Regions from separate parts of the Mus musculus genome. Here region 1 is linked to region 2. The links are chromatin contacts, found by Hi-C or POLR2A ChIA-PET in ENCODE. All regions are on one chromosome and are shown on one strand. The core of a region is the stretch at or near the end of the contact, and the rest is flanking DNA. Distances in the headings are between cores, read along the strand shown. Region 1 overlaps 2310043O21Rik (RIKEN cDNA 2310043O21 gene). Region 2 holds the start of 2310043O21Rik (RIKEN cDNA 2310043O21 gene).

Evidence for each region. A loop is a pair of places that touch in the nucleus more often than their neighbours do. ChIA-PET counts read pairs that join two places held with the same protein, here RNA polymerase II (POLR2A).
Region 1: POLR2A ChIA-PET joins it to region 2 with 12 read pairs in Patski. The contact joins the enhancer-like site here to the promoter of 2310043O21Rik in region 2. A Hi-C loop is called at or near these places in 2 of 37 maps with a recorded cell type or tissue (gastrocnemius and heart). POLR2A ChIA-PET finds 5 or more read pairs at or near these places in 1 of 5 experiments (Patski).

Annotation. Positions count from the first base shown.
Region 1 is chr15:38,557,698-38,563,154 of GRCm38, reverse strand. All of the region lies in intron 2 of 2310043O21Rik (RIKEN cDNA 2310043O21 gene), which reads left to right. Among named protein-coding and RNA genes, the nearest start is that of 2310043O21Rik, 35 kb to the left of the region's middle. Within about 2 kb of position 2,396, at least 2 of the 3 ENCODE cell types and tissues checked have a DNase peak (open chromatin) inside an H3K27ac peak, as active enhancers do; they include gastrocnemius and heart, where a contact is called at or near this core.
Region 2 is chr15:38,591,252-38,596,791 of GRCm38, reverse strand. It overlaps 2310043O21Rik (RIKEN cDNA 2310043O21 gene), which reads left to right and starts at 1,858. Exons shown (of 3, transcript NR_045757.1): 1 at 1,858-1,984. The region is part of intron 2 of Gm41309 (a long non-coding RNA gene); the gene reads left to right.

The DNA.
Region 1 (5,457 bases), core at 1,147-3,646, 34 kb after region 2:
GAGAAGCCTTTCTCCGTTCTCTTGGCCAGTTCTGTCCTGTTCTGACAGCCCTGTAGCTCCCCTTTTCTCCTAGGAACCTGGAAGGGAAGAGTCCTAAATCATTAACAAATGCTTTCACCCTGTGGGTCTGCTAGCCATGAACCTATTTAACCAGGTCAGGCTCTGGGTCTTTTAAGCTGTCTCCTAGTGCAGCACAGATACCGTTCCTCATATGCCCCAGGTCCAGTGTAACACAATTTCCTAGAGAACCTGGCTGAGCTAGCCGTATGCTCCGTTGCGACTTTGCTGCCAACATGCTTTCCCTCCCACCAGCATTCCTGTGTGTACCAACAATAGCAGCGGCTGTCAGTCTTTGCCAACTTGGATGGTGAAAAATAACTTTGGCTTTGTTTGCTTTTTGCATTTTGAGATGGGGACCACCCTCACATCAGCAGCCCAGGCTGGTCTGGAATTCACTATGTTGCAAGGTTTGTGGATAGCTAAGGATTGAATACAGGACCTCAAGCAAGTGTTCTACCAACTGAACTATATCCCCAGCTCTCTGGATAACTCTAGCTACTAGGAGAGAACAGATGACAGTGTGGTGAGAGAATGAATAAGGGGAGCAGCTGGGGGTTGTTGTAGCGGCTTGCAGAGACCATGCTGACCTGGATCAGAACAATGCTGATCCAACTTTAGTGCAGGCTCAGAATCTTCTGGAGACCCATTCCAGGGTGTTAATTTTCCAACCCCAGATTGGCAAATTTTATTCAGACAAAACTTTGAGTACCTAGCAAGATATCCAGATGCCACCAACTACCAGTCTTACTGCAGAGCTCTGGTGTTGGTCAGAGGTCAGAACCGGGAGACTTCATTGTGGAGACAAAACCAGGTGTAATAGCACACCGTTAGAATCCCAGGACGTGGGAGGCCGAGGCAGTGACTCCCCATTTCAAGCAAGCCTGGGCCACATACAAACATCCTGTCTCTCAGCTCTAACTGGGACATCCATATTCTCCTTTCAAGGCTCAGGGACAACCTAGAGAAGGGGGATTAAAACAAATGAAAGAGCAGAGGAAGGGCCAGGTGGGTGGCACACACATTCAATCCCAGGACCCAGAGACAGGTGGAACTCTGTGAGTTCGAAATCAGCTTGATCTACAGAATGAGTTTCTGGACAGCCAGAGCTACATAGTGAGACTCTGTCTAAGCAGGGCAGGAAGGGGAAGGGAGAGGGAGGAAGGGAGAGCGCTTGGGTCCTACTCTTTCAGAAGGACCAGAGATGAAGTCCTTCTCTGAGAATTTATAGGTAGATAGTATAGGTATTTGTTTGGAGAAAGGATTTTTCTTCCATGGTATAGCTATGGGTAAGTTGCCCACACTTCTGTAAATAGCCCTTCATCTATATTCTATAAATAACCTTGGTAGGCACACTCTTTTATACACTCACACTCATACACACACTCACATACACAACTACTCTTAGACACACGCCTACTTTTACACACACACTCAGACACATACTCACATGCACACATACTCAAATACACACACACACTCTCTCTCTCACGCAGGTGTACACACACACACACACACACACATACACAGACATACGAAAGTAGAAGGATGACCTGTTGGAAGGAGGAAGTAGATCTGGAGTCAGTGGAAGTTGGAGTGGAACAAGAGAGGGTAGTGGTGGTGAACATAAGCAAAATACATAATATACATGTATGAAAATGTCATAAGGAAACCCACTGCTATATATTATTAATATATGTAATAAATTAAACAAACAAACAGAAAGCCCTGGGCAGAGTGACAGGTGGGATTCTGGGTGGAGGCAAGCACATAGGACTCTAGCAGGAGTTCAAGACCAGCCTCGGCTACAGGAGAACAGGTCTTAAAATTGAAAACCGATAATGGGTGGGGTAGCACATCCCTCTAATCCCAGTACTCAGAAAGCAGACTCAGGTGGATGGCCGTGAACTCAAAACCAGCATGCTCTACATAGTGAGCTCCAGGCCAGCCAGGACTACAAAATGAGACCATGTCTAAAAGGAAAAAATGTAAAATAAATAAATAACTGACTGGGGCGCTTTACAAGAAGCCATAGGGTTTATAACTGCAGCTAGACTCTTAAATTGTGCTCAGCCACCGACTGGTAGAGCAAGATTCCAGGTTTTTCTCTCGTGACAGTTGGGCTGGGAGTGGGATTAGGGTGCCCTTAGATACATCATCTCTCTGCTTCTCGCCTGTCTGAGCCTCAGAAAGGCAACATGGTCTCACTTGGAAAGAAGCAGGCAAAGTTCCAGGAAGCTGCCGTGCAATCTCAGCAATGACCCCAGAGTGCCTTCTCAGGCAGAAAACGAGTATCATTCGTTCTTGCTTCACAGAAGGAAGCAATGAATACCTAATCCTATCCAGAAGAGGTTTTTTTTACCCAGGATTCGCAAGCCCCAGCCAGGCAGTCCCAGAGCTCCGGCTCCCTCCGCCAAAGGTCTCCTCCCTCCACTGTGTTTTTGATGGTTTCCTCTGGCCTGGCTCCTTCCTTCCCTTCAGACTACAATAATGCCACTCCAGCCTAAAACAAGCCTCCGTCCTCCACCCTTCCTCCCCTCAGGTCCTGCATTCTTTGCTTTTACCTCAAGCTTCCTTCTAGGCTGCTCTGGCTTCCTCGCTTTCTTCTCCAGGGAGCTCCTCTGGAACCTGGGTTCTATCTCCAAAGCCAGACAGCCTCCTTGTCATCCACAATGATCAAACCTGGGCCTGCTCCCTGCTCCCTGCTCCCTGCTCCCTGCTCCCTGCTCCCTGCTCCCTGCTCCCTGCTCCCTGCTCCCTGCTCCCTGCTCCCTGCTCCCTGCTCCCTGCTCCCTGCTCCCTGCTCCCTGCTCCCTACCTCAGGCTGCCTGCTACCATTTCCTATGACGGCCACCACTCCTCCTGAACATTCTGTTTCTCCCTCAGCTTCTGGGGTCTATGGCTTTGGATTTGATGGCTATATCCTCTTTGATCTCTCCTGGGTGGTCAATCATACCCTTCCACAGTTAACTACAACTTATAATTAGTCCCTAGAGAGTCTGCTTTTCTATTCCTATTCTGTTATAATCATCTCTACAGCCAACAGTAATCTAACCCAGAGGTCCTCAAAAGTAGCCTCCCACAGAAGTCACTTGGTTAACTGTGAGTGTGTCTGTGTGTCGCGTGCGCACATGTGCATGCTTGCTGGGGCTCAAGTTCAGGACCTTGTGTATACTACGTGTATACCTGAACTTGTATATACCATGGGGCTGTATACTCAGCACAGGATTATTAGAGACAGGATCTCTCTATATTGATGTGCTGACACACTCACTATGTAGATCATGCTGGCCCCTAACTCAGAGGGATCGCCCTGCCCTGCCTTCCAGGGTGTGGCTAATGGTGGGCAACATCACACCTGGATCTATTTTAAAGAGTTTTAAAATCCTGATGCCTGATCTGGTGAGATGGCAAAGTGGGTTAAAGTGTTTATCGTACAAGCCTGACAACCTGAGTTCAGTCCCCAGAACCCACTGTAAAAGGCACAAATTAACCTCCACAAACTTACCCATCTACACAGACACACAGAGACAGATACACAGACACACACAGATACACAGACACACACAAACACACGATGATGATAAACAATACCAGTAAATTAAAATGTTTTTTAAAAACCTTTATGGGCTGGAGAGATGGCTCAGTGGTTAAGAACACTGACTGCTCTTCCAGAGGTCCTGAGTTTAATTCCCAGCAACCACATGTAATGAGATCTGATACCCTCTTCTGGTGTATTTGAATACAACTACAGTGTACACATATAAATAAAATAAATAAATCTTAAAAAAAAAAAAAGACCTTTATGCCCACTCCACTCACATCAATTAAATCAGAATGTCTGAGGGGGGATGGGCATTGGTGTCTCTAAATCTCCCCAAACGGTGGCACATCCTAGGCTATAGAGAAAGGCTTTGTGTCAAACCATCACCACCAATAACAACACCACACACACACACACACACACACACACACACACACACACACACACGAAAAAGAAAAGGGAAGGAAAAGTCTTCAGATACCACTAGGCATGGTGTGTCACACTTGCAAGCCCCACATGAAGAGTGAGACGGGGTGGGGGTGGGGTGGAGAAGATTGCTGTGAGCCCCAGAGTGGCCTAGGCTTCAGGATTGCATTGTGAGACCCTGATCAGAAACAGAACAACAACAACCAAGCAGGAGCTGGAGAGGAGGCTCAGCTGGACTGGCTGCTCTCTCAGAGGACCTGGGTTTGAGTGGGGATGGATCACAACCAACAGTAACTACAGTCCTGGGGTCTCATGACTTCTCGTGGCCTTTGAAGGTACCAGGCATGCAGTGAGCGTGCACTGACATACATGTACAAAAATACCCATACACCTAAAATAAAAGTAAACAAATCTCTTAAAAATAAAAACAAAAGAAACAAACAAACCTACCCAGACTTCAGATAAGAACACAGGCTTTGCGGGGCCACTGCTCTATGGGATAACATAATAGCTGATGCACACCACTACACAGATGTGGAAACCCACAAAATACGCAATACCAACAGTAAGCTTTAATGTAAGCTGCAGGCTTCCCGTGATTATGACGTGTCAAAGTAGGTTCATTAATTATACCACACACCCCTTGGGTAATGACTGACACATGCTGACAAAGGCAACAATATACGTACATGTGTGAAGCGAGAGGGTTAGAGAACATCACTGGGTCTCTCTTAATATTGCCTAAAATCGAAAGGCTGGAGAGATGGTTCAGCGGTTAAAAGCACTTGCTGCTCTTCTAGAGAACCTGAGTTCGAGTCCCAGCACCCATGCTGGGCGGCTCACCACTGCCTGCAACTAACTCCACAAGATGCAGCTCCTCTGCCTGCTTCCATGGCTGTGCACATAAGCACACATATGTGGTATTCATTCATACAGACACAGATACATCACATACATTCACACACGTAGTAGACATCCTCACAGACACATACAAATAAAGCAGAAAACCAACAACAACCAAGACTTGTCCTAAAAAATTATATTTTTAAAAAACAGGATTCAGGGCTAATCATGATGATGTACACTTGAGAGCTGAAGGCAGAACAGTCAGCTGGAAGCTAACCTTGCATCACAGCAAGTTCAAGGCTAGTCTGGGCTACCTAAGACCCTGCCTCAAAAACAAATAAACAACTACTGTCCAAAGATAAGCCGCCCTCTTACCAAAAAAACATGAGATTTTAAAAATATATATTTTTGTATATGTGTATGTATATATGTATGTATGTATGAAATGTGCATTGGTGTTTTGCCTGCATGTATGTCTGTGTGAGGGTGTTGGATCCTGGAGTTATAGATAGCTGTGAGCTGCCATATGGGTGCTGGGAATTGAACCTGGATCCTCTAGAAGAGCAGCTAGTGCTCTTAACTGC
Region 2 (5,540 bases), core at 609-3,108:
GAGCCTGGGTAATGGCAATGAGCAAGACACCACCCCTAACCCCTGAACTCCCACACACAATAACAACAATCTTGTCCAACTCTGCCACTCAGCTGAGGAGGGCAGAGCTAGCTAGGATTTTGAGTCTTGCATTCCCTGATCCTCTGCCTCTTGGAACCATGCACTTCTGCAGCGTAGGCATGCTGTGCTGTGATAAGACATTTACTCATTTATAGTACACATTTACATAGTACATCTATATTTCATTCTTTCTTTGGAAAATTTTACAGTTCTAGAGGATGGATCTTATTTTTTAAAAAATATTTATTTATTTATTTATTTATTATTTGAAAGTACACTGTAGCTGTCTTCAGATTTCATTATGGATGGTTGTGAGCCACCATGTGGTTGCTGGGATTTGAACTCAGGACCTTTGGAAGAGCAGACAGCGCTCTGAACCGCTGAATCATCTCACCAGCCCTGAGGATGGATCTTCTACAGTAAAAAAAAAAAAATAAAAAAATATGGCTTTGTATTTCAGCCCAGTATATGCTCTCAGATAAAGGGAACAAGAAAAGCTTCGCAAAACAGCAGCATGCAGGCTTCAATGCCAGGTCTCACTGCTAAAGAATTAATAAATAACATGTTGAGATTAGTTTTACAACCCACAGGCCGACTGGGATCCAATTAAAGAACTGTTCTTTAGTAATGCCTGAGATATAGTCTATTTTAAGGCAGTCGACCAAGCATCTCTGTTTATTAATTCAGGGAGGAGACGGCCTCATCAGGAGACTCTAATCCACGCTGGGTGTCATGACTCAGACCTGTAATCCTAGCTCTAAAGTGTCTGACACAGGGGTGGGGGGTGGCAAGTTCAAGGGCAGCCTGGACTCATAGAAAGGCTGTGTCTCAAAACCCAGCAAGTGGAAATAATCTAGTCCTGCTCTAAGGGGGTTGTTTGTCTAGCATGTGCAGGTCCTGAGTTTGACCCCCAGAAGTGAGGAGAAATCGTAAATCTAAGATTAAAAATCAAAATGCCTTTAGGAGACAAATGTAACAGATATTTATGATCCCAGACTAGGAAAATCTCTGGCTACAGATGTGGAGCTGTAATCCCAGTCCTTAGGGAAGCTGAGGCAGAAAAACTAACTACATCCAGCCTGGGCACCATAGGAGATTTTATTTCAAAACAAAATCAAAACCCAAAGAAGCAATAGTATCAATCATTAAAAGGATACAGTAACATTTTGCTTTTCCAAGACAGGATCTTATGTGGCCCAAGCTGGCTTCAAAGTCAGCTATAAAGACCTTGATCTTCTTCTGGCCTCCACCTTCCAAGTGCTGGGTTATAGCTGCACGGACCTCACTAGGGACTTCTGTGCACGTTTCCTTCTCCCTTCCCTTCCCTTCCCCTTCCCTTCCCTTCCCTTCCCTTCCCTTCCCTTCCCTTCCCTTCCCTTCCCTTCCCTTCCCTTTCCTCTTTCTTTCCTTTCCTTTCCTTTCCTTTTCTTTCCTTTCCTCTCTCTCTCTCTCTCTCTCTCTCTCTCTCTCTCTCTCTCTCTTTTCTTTTTTGACACAAATCTTATGTAGCCCAGGATAGCCTAGACCTTTTCATGGTTTTATGCAGAGGAAGACCTTGAATCCCCTCCTGTCTCCTGTTAGAATTTTAGACATGTGCCATCATGGCTGCTTTTTAAATGTGGTGCTGGAGAATCAAACCCAGGGTTTTACTCAGGCTTGGCAATCAGTCTACCAACTGAGCCACAGCATCAGCTCAGCTTCTTCATTACATATCTTGGAGTTGGTCAAAGATGGAATATGACTCAGACATATTCTTGGAGTTGGTCATATTCTGGAATATGACTCAGACATATTCTCAGAGGCATCACCAGCTCCTGATGTCAGGGCCAGGCCCTGAGGTAGACTTTTAATTCTTTCAGGGGAAAATAATGTGTGAGAAACTAGGCAAGAAGCAAGACATCTCTTGCCACCGCAGAGCTAGAAGGTAGGTGCACAGTGACCCAAACAGTGACCATGCCAGGACTTGGTAACAGTGGAGGTACGGTACTCTATATGGGGGTGCTTGGGGTTGGGGATTTAGCTCAGAGTGCTTGCTTAGCAATCGCGAGGCCCTGGGATTGGGCCTCAGCTCTGAAAAACAAACAAACAAACAAACAAACAAATCAAGGTAACTCAATATGGTGATTGTATGTTGAGAGTGTACTGGCCAGTGAACTGGTCTCGGTATCCACAGCAGCAGCTCAACCAGATTGCCACTGCACAGTAATCATGGCATGTTTCCCGTGCTTCTCGGCTCTCATGGTGGGTTTGGCGCCGATGCTATGACCCACTCATCGATTCTGCGCTGTGCAACCAGTCTTCAAGCACACAGCAGCAAGCACGTTATCAGGAGTCAGCTTCTATAGCAGATACCCCGACAGATGCTCCTTGTTCCCCATCAAGACCCAAGGGAGTTGTTTCTTCAGTGGCTGAGTGGGCTGCTGGCAGGCTGTCAGACCGCATGAGAATTACCTCTGTGGAAAGGAATGTGTTCCTCCAAGGTCAAGCCCAGCTACTGCAGAAGTCTGAATTCGGACACTGGCCAACATGGCCCCCACATGCTGTTGCAAGACTTCTCCCGTGGTGCTTAGTTCATTTGCGTTTCAGATAAACGTTAATATATAAGTTGCTGTAAAGCAAGGGGCACTTGCTAAAAAATATATACATCACTGTTTATATATAAAGTTCAAGTCTGTCGGGTATGGTGGTGCACGCCTTTAATCCTATCACTTGGGAGGCAGAGGCAGGCAGATTTCTGAGTTTGAGGCCAGCCTGGTCTACAGAGTGAGTTCCAGGACAGCCAGGGCTACACAGAGAAACCTTGTCTCCAAAAACAAAACAAACAAACAAAAAAAAGTTCAGGTCTGACTGCTTTTATTTGCTAAGTCTGGGAACACCAAACTCAAGGCAACTCGGTTACTGCCAGCCCAAGAGCCTTCCACGGTTCAGCTGAGACTCATGCCAGGACGTCCATCACATGGTAGCTCCTCCCCTGTAACGCCCACTCCACCTCTCCTCTCTCCCCTCTTCATCCCTCTCTCTTTCTCTGTTTCTTTGTTTGGTTTGGGTTTTGAGATGAACTCTCATTATGTAGCCAAGGCAGGACTGGAACCCACTGTGTAGTCCAGGCCGGTGTTAAGCCTGTGCCTTTTTTCCCTCAGAGCATCTGGTCCTTGGGATGATTGGCGTGCACCACCCCAATCAATTTCTTTTTCTTCCTGTTGTCCTCTTCCCCATTCTTCTTTTGAGATAAAGTCTCACTATGTCCCTCTGTCTGGACTGAAACTCCGTGTGTAGATGAGGATATCCTCCAACAGGTAGAACTCTGCCCTCGAGTGTGGGAGGGAAGGTGGGCACCACCAAGCCTAGCTTACTTTTCTCATCTTTAATTGCGGCAATCTCAAGAGCACTTCTTTTTATTTTTTATTTTAATTTTATTTTACATGGATGTTTTGTTTCCACATATGTCTGTAACACATGCACGCAGTGCCCCTGGAAGCCAGGAAGGAGTGTTGGATCTCCTAGAACTGGAGTTACAGATGGTTGTGAGCCACCATGTGGGTGCTGGGAATCATACCTGGGTCCTGTGGAAGAGCAGCCAGTGTCCTTAGTCACGGAGCAATCACTCCAGCCCCTAGGGGCACTTAAACACCTACTGCAAGCTAACCTCCATCTCAGAGCTGCTTCCTATACAACCCGACTAAATGGTTCTCTTCCTTGCAATGGGATGACCAATGTGTTAGTTTGCCTGTGTCTGAGGGGATCCATGAGTTGATGCATTTTCGATGTACTTTGCATTTTTTGAACAAGATCTAGAACTTGCTATGTAGACAGAGATGACCTTGAACTTTGCATGCCCCTACCTCTGCTCTCATGTGCTGGGATTCCAGGCATGCAGGTCAATGCTCAGTTTTACAATCAATAATTCTAACAGATAAAACTCACGTTAGCCCTGGTGACCAAAATTCACCACTGTTTCTCGTTCCTGTGAAGCACTCAAAGTATATTCGGAAACTAAGCCTGATAGGGTCCATAATCTCAGTACTTGGTAGACTGAGGCAGGAGGGACCCGAGTTCACAGTTAGTCTGAACTAACTGTATCAAGACCATGCATATACGTCATACACACAAACACACACGCACACACCCTAGTATTCAGGAGACTGAGGCTGTGAATTTGAGGCCAGTCTGGACTACATAATAAGATCCTATGCCAGAGAAGTCTCCTCCATGGTAAATATCCCATCTTCTTGTTCACTGCTCAAGCTTTTACATTTAATTTGCATGGTACCTGCCACACAACTGGCAATCAGTGTGTTTTCCAAAGGTTTGAGTGAATACCCTCCTGTAGTATGTGGCATATAGAAAGTGATTGAGAAATGTAGAAACAACCTAAGTATTTGTGTATTTTTCACCCACACTGAACACCAGGTGAAACTCTGGGCCACTTGGACTTCAACCAGCTCTCAGTTAAGATTCTGTGACATTCCCTCCTCAAATTTGATGCTATGGTGTAGCTGAATGGAAATGGCTCCTAATGGCCATGTATTTGAATATTCTGTGGGAACTGTAAGCCCCTCATCAACACTTTCTTCTATAAGTTGCCTTGGTCACGGTAACTTAGCAATAGAAAAGTAACTAAGACAGAAGTTGATACCCAGATTCAGGTATGACTGTGACAAGCCTGACTATAATGTTTTTTGGAAGAACGTGGAAGACTTTAGGCTAGGAAAGGCTTTGGGCTAGGAAAGCAGTCAAATGCCATGAGCAGGGTTTAATGACCCATCCTGATAGGAACTTGGAAGGTAACATCCATGAGGAGAACACAGACTATAGAGGCCCAGCTCAAGAGATCTCAGAGGGAACCATGTTAGCAACGGGGCTAGACACCGTTTTGTTTTAGCAAAAAGAGTGGCTTCGTCTCTTTTCCTAAAAACTTGCCTGAGGTTAAATTGAAAAGCTTTGGACTAGTTTTGTTGGAAGAGGAGATTTCAAGACAGCCAAACACTGATTGTCGAGTGGTTATTAGAGTTCTCACTTATGCAGCTCTCCACAGTGACAGTGAACATGTGGGGCAAAAAGAGTGGAGCCTCAGGGAAACACATGGGGCACAGAGAGAGGAGCCTCAGGGAAACACATGGGGCACAGAGAGTGGAGCCTCTGGGAAACACATGGGGCACAGAGAGTAGAGCCTCTGGAAAAGAGCCCACCCAGCTAGTTTGTGAAAGGAAAAGGCCAAGAGTTTTTCTGGTTTTAAAAATCATTAGTAAATCAAATATTATGCAAATTAATTCCAGGAGAACCAGGGCGCATCCCATGCAGCAGCCTAACTTGCAGCCACTTCTGCCTTTAGGGGCTATGGAATCTTCCTCCCAGCTTGAGAACAGTTGCTGGGGCGAGGTATGGAGGAGTGTCCGGGGTGGAGACCCAGAGAGGCCATTGCATGAAGCTGTGAAGGTGAAGCCTGGATTCTGTTGGAGACCCCAGGATGCTGGAGGTGC